Regions from separate parts of the Homo sapiens genome. Here region 1 is linked to region 2. A link is a loop called in an ENCODE intact Hi-C map of the cell type or tissue named here. Cell type or tissue: ascending aorta. All regions are shown on one strand. Links, peaks and the distances in the headings refer to the core of each region. The heading gives the core; the rest is flanking DNA.

Region 1 (5,381 bases), core at 309-5,308, 81 kb before region 2:
TTTGGAATGTTAAGAATTGTTCAGGCTTATACTATAAAAACTTCTAAACATTAAATGATATTTCTGAAAAAGATTCTATGTTGCATTCATTTTTGAAAGGTAATTTCTCTAAGTGTAGAAATCTGGGTTGATCAGTGGTTTTTTGGTTTTTTTTTTTTTTTGGTTTTTCCTTTCAATAATTGAAATACGTTGTCTGCTGTTTGCTGGCTTGCATTGTTTTTGACAAGAATTCTGCTATTATTTCTGTTCCTCAATATGTGATATGTCTTTTTTTCTGTGGCTCCTTTTAAGGTTTTCTTTTTATCATTTGTTTTAAGCAGTTTGATTGATGTGGCTTTTTTATATTTTTCTTCTTTTTTTTTTGCGTGGGGTTCTTTGAGGTTTTTGGATCTGTAGGTTATGATTTGCATCAAATTTAGAAAATTGTAGTTCTTTTTTTTTCAAATATTTCCCTTCCCCAATTCTAATTTTATGAATATTATGACCCTTGAAGGTATCTTACCATTCACCAATGCTCCGTTCTTTATTTTTTTCAGTCTTTTTCTCTTTGTATTTTAGTTTGAAAGTTTTCTGTTTTGTCTTCAAGTTCACTAATCTATTCTTCTGAAATGTCTAATCTGTTAATCCCATCCAATGTATTTTTATCTCTGATACTGTATTTTTTATCTCTAGATGTTCAGTTTGGGAGTTTTAAGATGTCTCCAGTGTGTCTTTACATGCTCATGCTTTTCTCTATCTCTGGAACATGGAGCATATATAATAGCTCTTTTAATATCCTCATCTGCTAATGTTATCCTATGTCATATATGGGTCTTTTTATGTTGATTGATATTATGGATCATATTTTACCTGCCCGAATTTTTTTTATTGGATGCCAGACATTGTGTTACATTGTTTGGTGCTGGGGTTTTTTGTTATTAATATTCCCTTAAGTATTTTTGAGCTTTATTCTGGAATGTAGTTAAGCTACTGGAAACAATGTGATATTTTCAAGGCTTGCTTTTAAACTTCATTAGGCAGGACCTGGACAGCCTTCAGTTTTCTTATTTTTCTCCCCCACTGAGACAATACTGTTCTAAGTACTCACTGCAGCATCCCATGTATTATGAGGTTTCTCTGTTCTACCTCTTGGCAGTGTAAGGAATTCCCAGATCTACGGAGCTGTGAGACTTGTCCTGCTGACTCATTCCAGTGTTTCTTTTACTGGCCATAGGTCATTTCTTTACATGCAGCTGAAGATTTAAGGGATAACTCCTTATATATTCTAGAAGTGTCTCTCTCTCTCTCTCTCACTCACTCTATCTTTATAGCTCTCTTCTCTCCTAATCTCTGCCTACAAATTCTAGCTACCTTATTGGCCTCCCACTCTCAGCTCTGTCTCTGCAACTCAGTGAGACCGGCAGGCTCTGTTAGGGATCTCTCTCCCTGCACTGTGGCCTGGAAACTCTTCTATAGACAGTACTGGGGCAATAAATAGCAGGGTTCACCTTATTTGTTTCCCTTCTTTCCGTCATTATTGCCCAAGGCAGCCTGTTATCCAGTTTCTCAGGTACGTATAGGGCTGAACAATAAGTCTAATCCGTTACTCTTATGGTCAGAAATGCAAATCTTCACATTGAATTGTATGAATTAACAGTCTTTTCCCGCTCATGTAAGTCCATCTGCTCCCTCATCACCTCCAACCCAAGGGTAATTGGTGTATTCATTTTACCCCTTTTCTGAGCCTGCACATGTGCATGAGTACGCAGAGACTGCATTTGGTTTTGTTTTTAGAAAATGGGATTTATATATATATATACAATTTGTTTTCATAATATATCACTTTCTAACATTATGCCATATTTATGTGTGGTAATCAATAAAATTTAAGTTTCTTGAGGGTGGGAACTGTAGCAACCATATCCATTTTCTCTTCATGACACCTCACATACTTCTCTGTACATGAGGATTCTCAGTAAATGCTCATAGGTTGACTATAGCAAATCTTTTTTACTCAGTTTTTATAAAATTGAGACAGCAATATAGAGGAATATCTTAAAGATAGTTTTTATGTGTTAAAGTAATGATTTGTTATCGTCCCTGTTCCACTAATATAGTAAGAATGAAAATAATTGCCTTTCATTTTATTTCAGAGTAATATCTGAGGAAATCACGGGAGCTCACTAGTATGGAAGTTATTGTAACTGCAAAACAAACTTTTTAGGAAATGAAGGATATTAACACATCTTTCGAGATTTATAGTCTAATGCCAAGTGAATTAGCCAAGAAGAAATAGAGCCACAATACTTGGAAATAGCTTGATTGAGAAGTTAAACATTTACTTAATCTCATCTTAGCTGATTAGAAAAAAAATCACTTTGATTTTAGGCAATATATGCTTATTAATGGTCTTTAGAAACTACCTAGTTGATCTGACCTAGAGAACAAACAGGGCTCTTTTTAGCTTATTGGAGTCCATACTTAAGTCGGAAGACCCAGAGTCAAGTTGCTGCCCTGTCATTGACTAGCTGTGCAATCCACTTACAGATTCCTGTGCCCTCCTATTTCATAGGGTTGTCTGAATTAGTTACATTAAAATGTTTTATAAATAATTAAGTGCTGGTCCATTGTAAGATACTATCATTATTTGCTTGAAGTAGTTAAGGGAATGAGACTCACCTAAACTCATATTTTTACCTAGGGATTATTTTTATAATGCATTTGTTGCTAGTTAGTTACAAGCATTAAATTAGTCACAGGCCAGGCGTGGTAGCTCACACCTGTAATTCCAGCATTTTGGGGGAGGTCTAGGTGTGAGTATACTTGAGGACAGGAGTTTGAGACCAGCCTGAACAGCATAGCAAGACCCCTTTCTACAAAAATAAAAAATCACCAGGTGCAGTGGCTCATTCCTGTAATCTCAGCACTTTGGGAGGCTGAGGCAGGTGGATCCCTTGAGGTCAACATGGTAAAACCCTGTCTCTACTAAAAATGCAAAAATTAGCCGGGCGTGTTGGTGCACACCTGTAATCCCAGCTACTCAGGAGGCTGAGGCAGGAGAGTTGCTTGAACTTGGGAGGAAGAGGTTGCAGTGAGCCAAGATTGCGCCACTGCACACTAGCCTGGGCAACAAAGCGAGACCTCTTTTCTAAATAAATAAGTAAATATTGCCACACATGTTGGCATGCGCCTCTGTAGTCCTAGCTACTCAGGAGGCTGAGGTGGGAGGATCTTTTGAGCCCAGGAGTTCTAGGCTGTATTGTGCTATGATCCCGCCAATGCATTCCTTGGATGACAGAGCAAGACTCTATCTCTAAAAATAATTAATAATTTAAGCATAAAATAGCATTTCAAAGTCACTTCTAGTTTAAATAGCAGCATGGAACAAAAACCGGGATAATAGGAGAACTGTCTTTATGCAGTTTATCCAGTAGGTGGAGGTATATATCTGTTATATGTTTGTTAGTATATGTTCACCTTCAGCCTGTTGAGAGAAAAATTATGAAAAGTACACAAGCAAAATATTTCCCCTAAGACTTGGCATGATCAATTTTGTTTTACTTTAAAAATAAAAATTAATATATTTAAATAGTTGGTAATTCCACAGGACTAGAGTTACTGATTTACTAATAGGATAAATTGTCTCACTGGATTTGAAACCTTTTACCCAAATGCCAAGTTAGCCCTCTTGTTAAGTTCTTAAATCATCTTAAAATCATTTCTATATTAAATATTTTTGTTTCATAAACTTTTGATAAAAATGTGCAGCATCTTAATATTTTTCCAAATTATGATTATTTTCTTAAAAATTGATCCTTATTATCATACTTTCCAGATGTAATTTAAGGCCTAGAGCAAAGAACAAAAACATGTTTAAGTGGAGAAATTTAGCCCTGACCTCTATTGATTTGAAGTACCAATTTTTTGTTGTTTTTTTAAAGATATTTCAAGGAAACAAAGATTATCACCAGGATGTGCGTAATAACTTTTTGCCACCAATTATTGCACGTTTTATTAGAGTGAATCCTACCCAATGGCAGCAGAAAATTGCCATGAAAATGGAGCTGCTCGGATGTCAGTTTATTCCTAAAGGTAAAGAGACAGTTCGTTTAAGATATGTTTTTACTGGATTGCCAATTTAAAATGGTTTTGCTGTTCTCAGAGAGAGTAATTAATAATGTGAGTGTCTTTCTGGTTAAACTCTAATTACAATATCTTCTTAAAGGGATGTTAAAAAAAATGGTTACCCTATTAAAAAGTTAGTTATAAGAATGGTTTCCAAAATTATAAGTGGAAGAAGAAATAGCATCATTCATAAGATAATGTAAATGAGATCACTTTCCAAATTTAATCTCAATCCTAATAATTTTAAATCAGGTGTCATGTACTGTAATATTTGTTTAACATAAGCATGAAAGATTGTAACAATACATTTAAAGCAAGAATAATTTATCTCAATATTATACATTTTAATATACTGTTTACTTTTGTACGCCCAAAGGCTACCACAGTGCCTGACACATCGTTGGCCCTCCATAAATAACTATTAAATGAATTGAATAAGTACTGTATCAAAATGTGGATGACTCCTTTATAGCTTTAGCATTCAACATCACTTTCCACCCCATTATTCTTCTTCCTAAGATTATTTTCAGATGATTTAATTATTTAAAAACTGAGAAATCCTGGCATATTTGTGCCTTTATTGCAGAGTATAATATTTATCCTTCCAATATATTTCTCTCTGAGAGTTAAAATTATTCTGCAGAATTAAATACTTTAGGAAATATTGAAGACATTTAGCATTACTATTTTTAATTATGATTTTTAAAAACAAAATGTTTAAATTTTTCTAAACCATTTTTCAAGGTCGTCCTCCAAAACTTACTCAACCTCCACCTCCTCGGAACAGCAATGACCTCAAAAACACTACAGCCCCTCCAAAAATAGCCAAAGGTATGCCTGTTTTTAATGTGAGAATTTGATATTCCTTGGATTTATGGTGCAACTTTCCAAAAATATATTAAAAGCATTATCAAATAAGTTTATGTTAATCAAGTTGGTACAGATTAAAAAGTAAAGAGCTTTTGAAACTTTTTTAAAGGTCGTGCCCCAAAATTTACGCAACCACTACAACCTCGCAGTAGCAATGAATTTCCTGCACAGACAGAACAAACAACTGCCAGTCCTGATATCAGAAATACTACCGTAACTCCAAATGTAACCAAAGGTATGCAAACATGGAAATGAACGCCTAGTACATAGTATTGTTTTGTTCTTAACTGAAGTTTTCACGGGCATTTTTAAACCTTCAGTTTATTTTCTTCCAACTATAGTTTTTAAGTATAGCAAAAAAAAAAATTTATTTTCTTTCATAGGAAAAGACTGCATTGATCTAAGTT
Region 2 (5,334 bases), core at 1-5,000:
ATGGAAGAATTTGTGCAGAATGTATACTGCAGAGGATTCCTGGGATGGTGTAGGCAGAGGTAGAGTCAAACCTTTATGTGAGCCACTGCAACTCAACCTAAGGCAATCTTGGTTTTTTAAGCTATAAAATGGGGCTAAAAATTCCTTTCTTGCAGGAGTTTTGTCAGGAAGATTAAATAAAATAGCATATGAGAACACACCAAAAATCAGAGTGGGTGCCAAATAGGAGTTCCATGCTTCCTTCACCTTCTCAATAAGCATCACCTAAAATGCATACTAAACAGATCTCTGGTCACCACTCCTGGATGGAAGCACAATTTCCATGGAAGCCATCTGGCAGTCTGCATGGTTAGCAGATGATGCTTATCAGGGAAATGCGGGAAACATGGCATTACTCACGTCTTCTCCCATAAGGTTCCACATGATGTGGAACACAGAAATGTCTCCAACAGAAGAAAACTGCTGTGAAATCCAGTCGTCTGCCACTGAATGAGAACACCTACGATTTACAATTTCACAGGAGACAGACTAATGTTTTTAAATGGTATGTCTCTTAATGGTATTATTCTGTCAATACTGTCTATTCTTGAGCCTCAAAGGTTTTTTATTATTATTATTGATATAGGGCATAAGAACAAACTATCTCCAACAAATCTACTGAAATGTAGTCAAAATTGCAGTCCCATTTTACTGCACCATGTAAACAACATATGGTGCAATCTGGGACTGAGACATTGTGGAACTATAGTAAAAATACAATTCAAGGAAAGCGACATCACAAGGAATGAAGATCTCCCCTCCCAGTCTACATGACCACAAGAACAGCTTAGGAAACCAGACCAATGCAACACTTTCTAGAAAAATTATCTTCTTATAAGCAAAGTTGCCATTATCCAAAGACCCTCTGTGGAATTTGGCCTTACTCAGAGACAATAAACTAAATAACAGTCTAAGGGCATCGTTTTTCGCAGATCTTGGTATGAAAAGCGTTCTTAGTGAAACAAAAAGGAAGCAACATAAACCAACTTGCAAATGTCAAATCGGCATGCTTTCAAACGGAAAATAACCTGGCAGCCTGAGCAGATGTTCCCAAATATTTAACATCTCCCTGTAAATAAAAAGACAGTTTTATGGTCTGCAGCTAGGTGAGGAAGATTGAGGACCGGAAAGTCAAACATTCGGGCTAGCCTAAAAGAGGTGGCCGCTGGAGACCCGAAGAGTTACGAGGTTCAAAGGTCAGCGTGGACACGAGACCACAGACCACGAGGAGCTTTCAGCAGATCTACAGTTTCCTTAACTATCCACCTACTCACAGCACCCAGCTGGTCCTCGTAAGGCAAATGGGACTTACGACTTTAGACTCGGTGTGATTTCTGATACACTAGCAGTCACCACGTTATTTTCATCCCTACCCCCACACACTGTTTTTAAACATTACCTTTCAACAGCAACCTCTTCTCCCCCTCCTGCTCCTCCCCACTGTCCCCGCCAACCCTCGCTACTGAAAAATCCTAAAAGAAGGTGCTTTGGGTTTGTTTTTGGTTTCTGGGCGTCGCTTTTTATAGGTTTTCTTTTAAGCCAAAATAACAGCACACAAGAAAGAGGCTTGAGATTGCCGGGATCTCCGGAGCCGGCGGCCTCAAAATGACAAGTTGCTTCTCCCTTATCTTGAAAATTAACAGCAGCCCAAACACTGCAATTTACTCACCGTCCTCCTTTCTCCTAAACTGCCTCGGAGCTTGTTTTGTTAGGTCTAGTTCCATTGTGGAGGGAAAAAGGGTTTCTCGAAAAACTTTATACGGTAAGAGACCAGAACCTTCCAGACCCCTCAACCCTCCTCGCGTACAGACCCTTTTACAAGAAAACAATAGTGAACGAGGAGCTGGACACTCCTCTTGGCTTCCCAATTGCACAACCTCGCCGGCGATTCGACAAAAGAGGGTCCCAGAGCAGATTCTCTCGGCCCCCACGGCTCCTGGGCTTACCCGCGAGGCTGCGCGTCCCTCCCGCCCTTCACTGGGGCTCCAGGATCCCCGGGTGCCCTCTCGGCGGTGGCTGCGGCGCACGCCGGCTGGCTCGCGGGTCCCAGCGCCCATGGTCCCTTTACGCCTCCGCACGCCACCTCCTTGGTGCTGGCAGGATATGTGGAGGGGCAAACAGCGCTCCGTGTCCCCACCCCCAACCCTGAGCCTCAGAGGCTGCAAAGCCGGAGGGTCGGGGCAGCACAGACCCCAGGCCGCCCGGACCCCGGCCCAGACCGGTCTTCCCGCACCCCCAATTTCCCTCACCCGGGCAGTGCAAACCCGCAGCGAAGCCGGCCGGCAAGAGTGACCCGCCGAGGCCCAGGAGCGACGACCGCAGAGGCGCACCGGGCTCCGAGACCTGAGGGGCCGCTGCTCCAGCCGGCTGCTGCCTCTCTCGCGGCGCCTGCCACATCGGGCCGCAGAAGCCCGAGGCCGGCAGAAACCAAAGGAAGGTGGCGCGGGCCAGGGGCGGCGCGGGCACGATTCCTTCCCCGCGGATCTGGCGGGGGAGCAGAGGAGGGAGCAGCCCTGCCCGGAGTCTCAGGCTCCCGCCAGCCCCAATCCCGGGCGACTGCGCCGAGCGCCTCCGGAGTCGCGGGAAGCTCCTCCTGCTCCGCGGCTGGCGCCAGTTGCACGGTGGCCGCCCCCAAATTCGAGGAGGAAGGTGCAAAGTGGTGGGAGGCTGCGGGTCTCCCGGAGGGTGAGGCGTTGGGGACCAGGCGGGAGCACAGCCGAACCCCTACCTTTCGGGCGGGGCGGACACCAGCCGCGCGCCCTCGCCGGGCGCCGGGACCGGAAAATCACCGCGAAGGGAGGGACGAGGAAAGGCGGCGGGTGGCTTCAGGACAAGGTAGGAGGATCGATTTCCACAGCCAAGAAGACACTCCCATCCCGCCCTGGTTTGTTTGGAAAGCTGCAGGAGCTAAAGTGAGGGGTGGCCGGGTACTCCCCTTCCCCGCCCGGCTGGCAGGCGGCAGAAGTAAACACTGAGGCTTGTGGCGCCGCGGACTGACTGTGACACAAGGCTCAGCAGAAGGTTTGGTCCCTATCAGAAGGGGAGGAGTGTTCAGAGAGCTCCTGAATTCCGGGGCTCTGCCCTTCAAGGGCAAATGTGTTCGTACTTTTTATCTTTTGAAGGAGATAAATTACTTTAGGGAGAACGAAGGTGGAACGTGCTGTTTGCGTTTTCTTTTCTCTCCATAGGCAAAACCCTACGTTATTAATGTCCTCTTACTTGGATGGCTCTGAATACTTTTTAAAGTGTGTTTGTCAAATAATTCCTTGTCTAGAAACATTCAAGTCATAGCTCCAACCTTTGGGCCCTGAGCAGTGTAATCACGTGCCATCAATTGACCCCAGAGAGAAGACCCACGGACTTGGATGTAATTCAAAGTTGGCAATGTGTCACGAACTGGAACAAAGTCCTTCATCTGTGATGGGCTTTCTGGTATTTGTCCTTTTTTTTTTTTTTTTTTTTGAGACAGAATCTTGCTTTGTCACCCAGGCTGGGGTACAGGGGCATGATCTTGGCTCACTGCAACCTCTGCCTCCCAGGCTCAAGCGACTCTCCTGCCTCAGCCTCCCGAGTAGCTGGGATTACAGGCTGGGATTACCACTCCCAGCTAATTTTTGTATTTTTAGTAGAGATGAGGTTTCATTATGTTGGCCAGGCTGGTTTCGAACTCCTGACCTCAAATGATCCGCTCGCCTCCACCTGCCAAAGTGCTCTGGTATTTGTCTTAATTGTAATAACAGCCCTAGGAGGTATCATTTGTTGTTTTCCCAACCTTACTTTAAAAAAAAAATGGCCGGGCGCCGTGGCTCACACCTGTAATCCCAGCACTTTCGAAGGCCGAGGCGGGCGGATCACGAGGTCCGGAGTTCCAGATCAGCCTGACCAACGTGGTGAAGCCCCGTCTCTCCTAAAAATACAAAAATTAGCCGGGCATGGTGGTGCGCGCCTGTAATCTCAGCTACTCAGGAAGCTGGGGCAGAAGAATCGCTTGAACCCAGTGAGCTGAGATGGCGCCACTGCACTCCAGCTTGGGCGACACAGCGAGCCTCTGTCTCAAAACAAACAAACAAACAAACAAACAAACAAAAAACTCAATGGGTTCAGATAATTCATATTCTTTGCCCTTTCTACAGATTGCCTTTGACATAACCCACACAGATTTTGTAATTTTAAACGTGGCTCTTGAGACATCAGGATAGTGAAAGAGTTTTAGGGAATTTGTCTATCTGAACTAATTGGTGTTGAGGTTTACTTTGCTCTTTTAATTTCTCCTGGGTTCTTCACTGACCCCTTGTTCATGATCTTAAAAACTAAAACTGTATTTCACCTCATCCACTCTGGCCTTCTGGACTTCTTGAATCTGCAAAGCAGTGTGCTAAGGAGAGAGGCTATCTGCTGTTCTGAGGTGACGTTTGTATTTCATATTTGGTAGTGGCCAGTAGTGACTACTGTTGACCCCAACCTAGTTCAAAAGCTACCTCTTCTGCTGACCTGCTGTGTGACTTTGGGCAAGTGGCATTACCACAGTGGGCTTCATTTTTTGTCAGGTGTAAAGTGAGATAATACAGCTAGTCTTGAAGGGTGATTAGGATTAAAACAGTCTCTGTTGTAAAGAAGGCTTGGCACAGTGCTTGCCCCCAAAACCATCAATTCAGGAAGTAAAATGTTGACTTTAAAAATAACGCTAAAAATATTAACTACCAGTCATTGCCCACCATGAGTCAGCCACCCACCATGCATTGTATCTGTTCCTCTCACTCACCCTGCAAGCCAGTCATGGTAGAAAGGAAGGAACAGAGTCAGGTGGTCTAGGGCTGTGCTGCCTACATTGGAGCTGTGACTCAAAGGAAAGCACCTGAGGCCAAAATCATTGTTCTTTCTGAGATATCACTGCTATGTAACTCTCTGTGATGGGAGGGGCTTTTGATCAGTGTAACATTAATTTTTAAAAATTCAAGATATATTATTGTATGGGCACATGATTGCTATTATATAAATATTTTATATTCCTGTGGAAACTGACAAAGGCTTAAGTAGGGTGATGGAATTAAAAGTTTTTAGTCCTCTCTGGGTTAGTGTTTTTGGTCATTGTTTTGGAGAAAATACCCTCCCAATATATGTATATTTAATTTGGCCTTTTGGTAGAAGATTTCTTCTAATAAGCTGGGAGGGGAAAAGCCACAAAGAAGGAGAGGACTCTTGGGACATGCAAGGTCTTTCAAAGGCCCCTAAAATTATAATTTTCAGGCAGTGTACATATAGGGCTGGCCCTGTTTTACTAGGTTTGTTTTTTTT

Evidence for each region. Peaks named below come from ENCODE experiments on the same cell type or tissue, not always from the same donor. Only the 100,000 strongest peaks of a DNase experiment are listed, where the experiment ranks them.
Region 1: a loop joins it to region 2, with 2.8 times the contacts of the local background. A loop is called at or near these places in 11 of 110 quality-filtered maps.

Annotation. Positions count from the first base shown.
Region 1 is chr3:98,811,022-98,816,402 of GRCh38, reverse strand. It overlaps DCBLD2 (discoidin, CUB and LCCL domain containing 2), which reads left to right. Exons shown (of 16, transcript NM_080927.4): 10 at 3,921-4,071; 11 at 4,849-4,935; 12 at 5,084-5,209. Among named protein-coding and RNA genes, the nearest start is that of ST3GAL6, 50 kb to the right of the region's middle. In ascending aorta, for the core only: a CTCF peak has its summit at 3,398 (motif pointing right); no DNase peak of the experiment used is centred there.
Region 2 is chr3:98,729,966-98,735,299 of GRCh38, reverse strand. ST3GAL6-AS1 (ST3GAL6 antisense RNA 1) reads left to right here and starts at 2,649. Exons shown (of 5, transcript NR_046683.1): 1 at 2,649-2,874. It also overlaps a transcript of ST3GAL6 not described here. RefSeq lists enhancers at 1,687-2,434, 2,435-3,183. In ascending aorta, for the core only: a CTCF peak has its summit at 2,607; DNase peaks (open chromatin) are centred at 1,243, 2,039, 2,739 and 2,909; H3K4me3 peaks cover 3,129 bases; H3K27ac peaks cover 2,104 bases.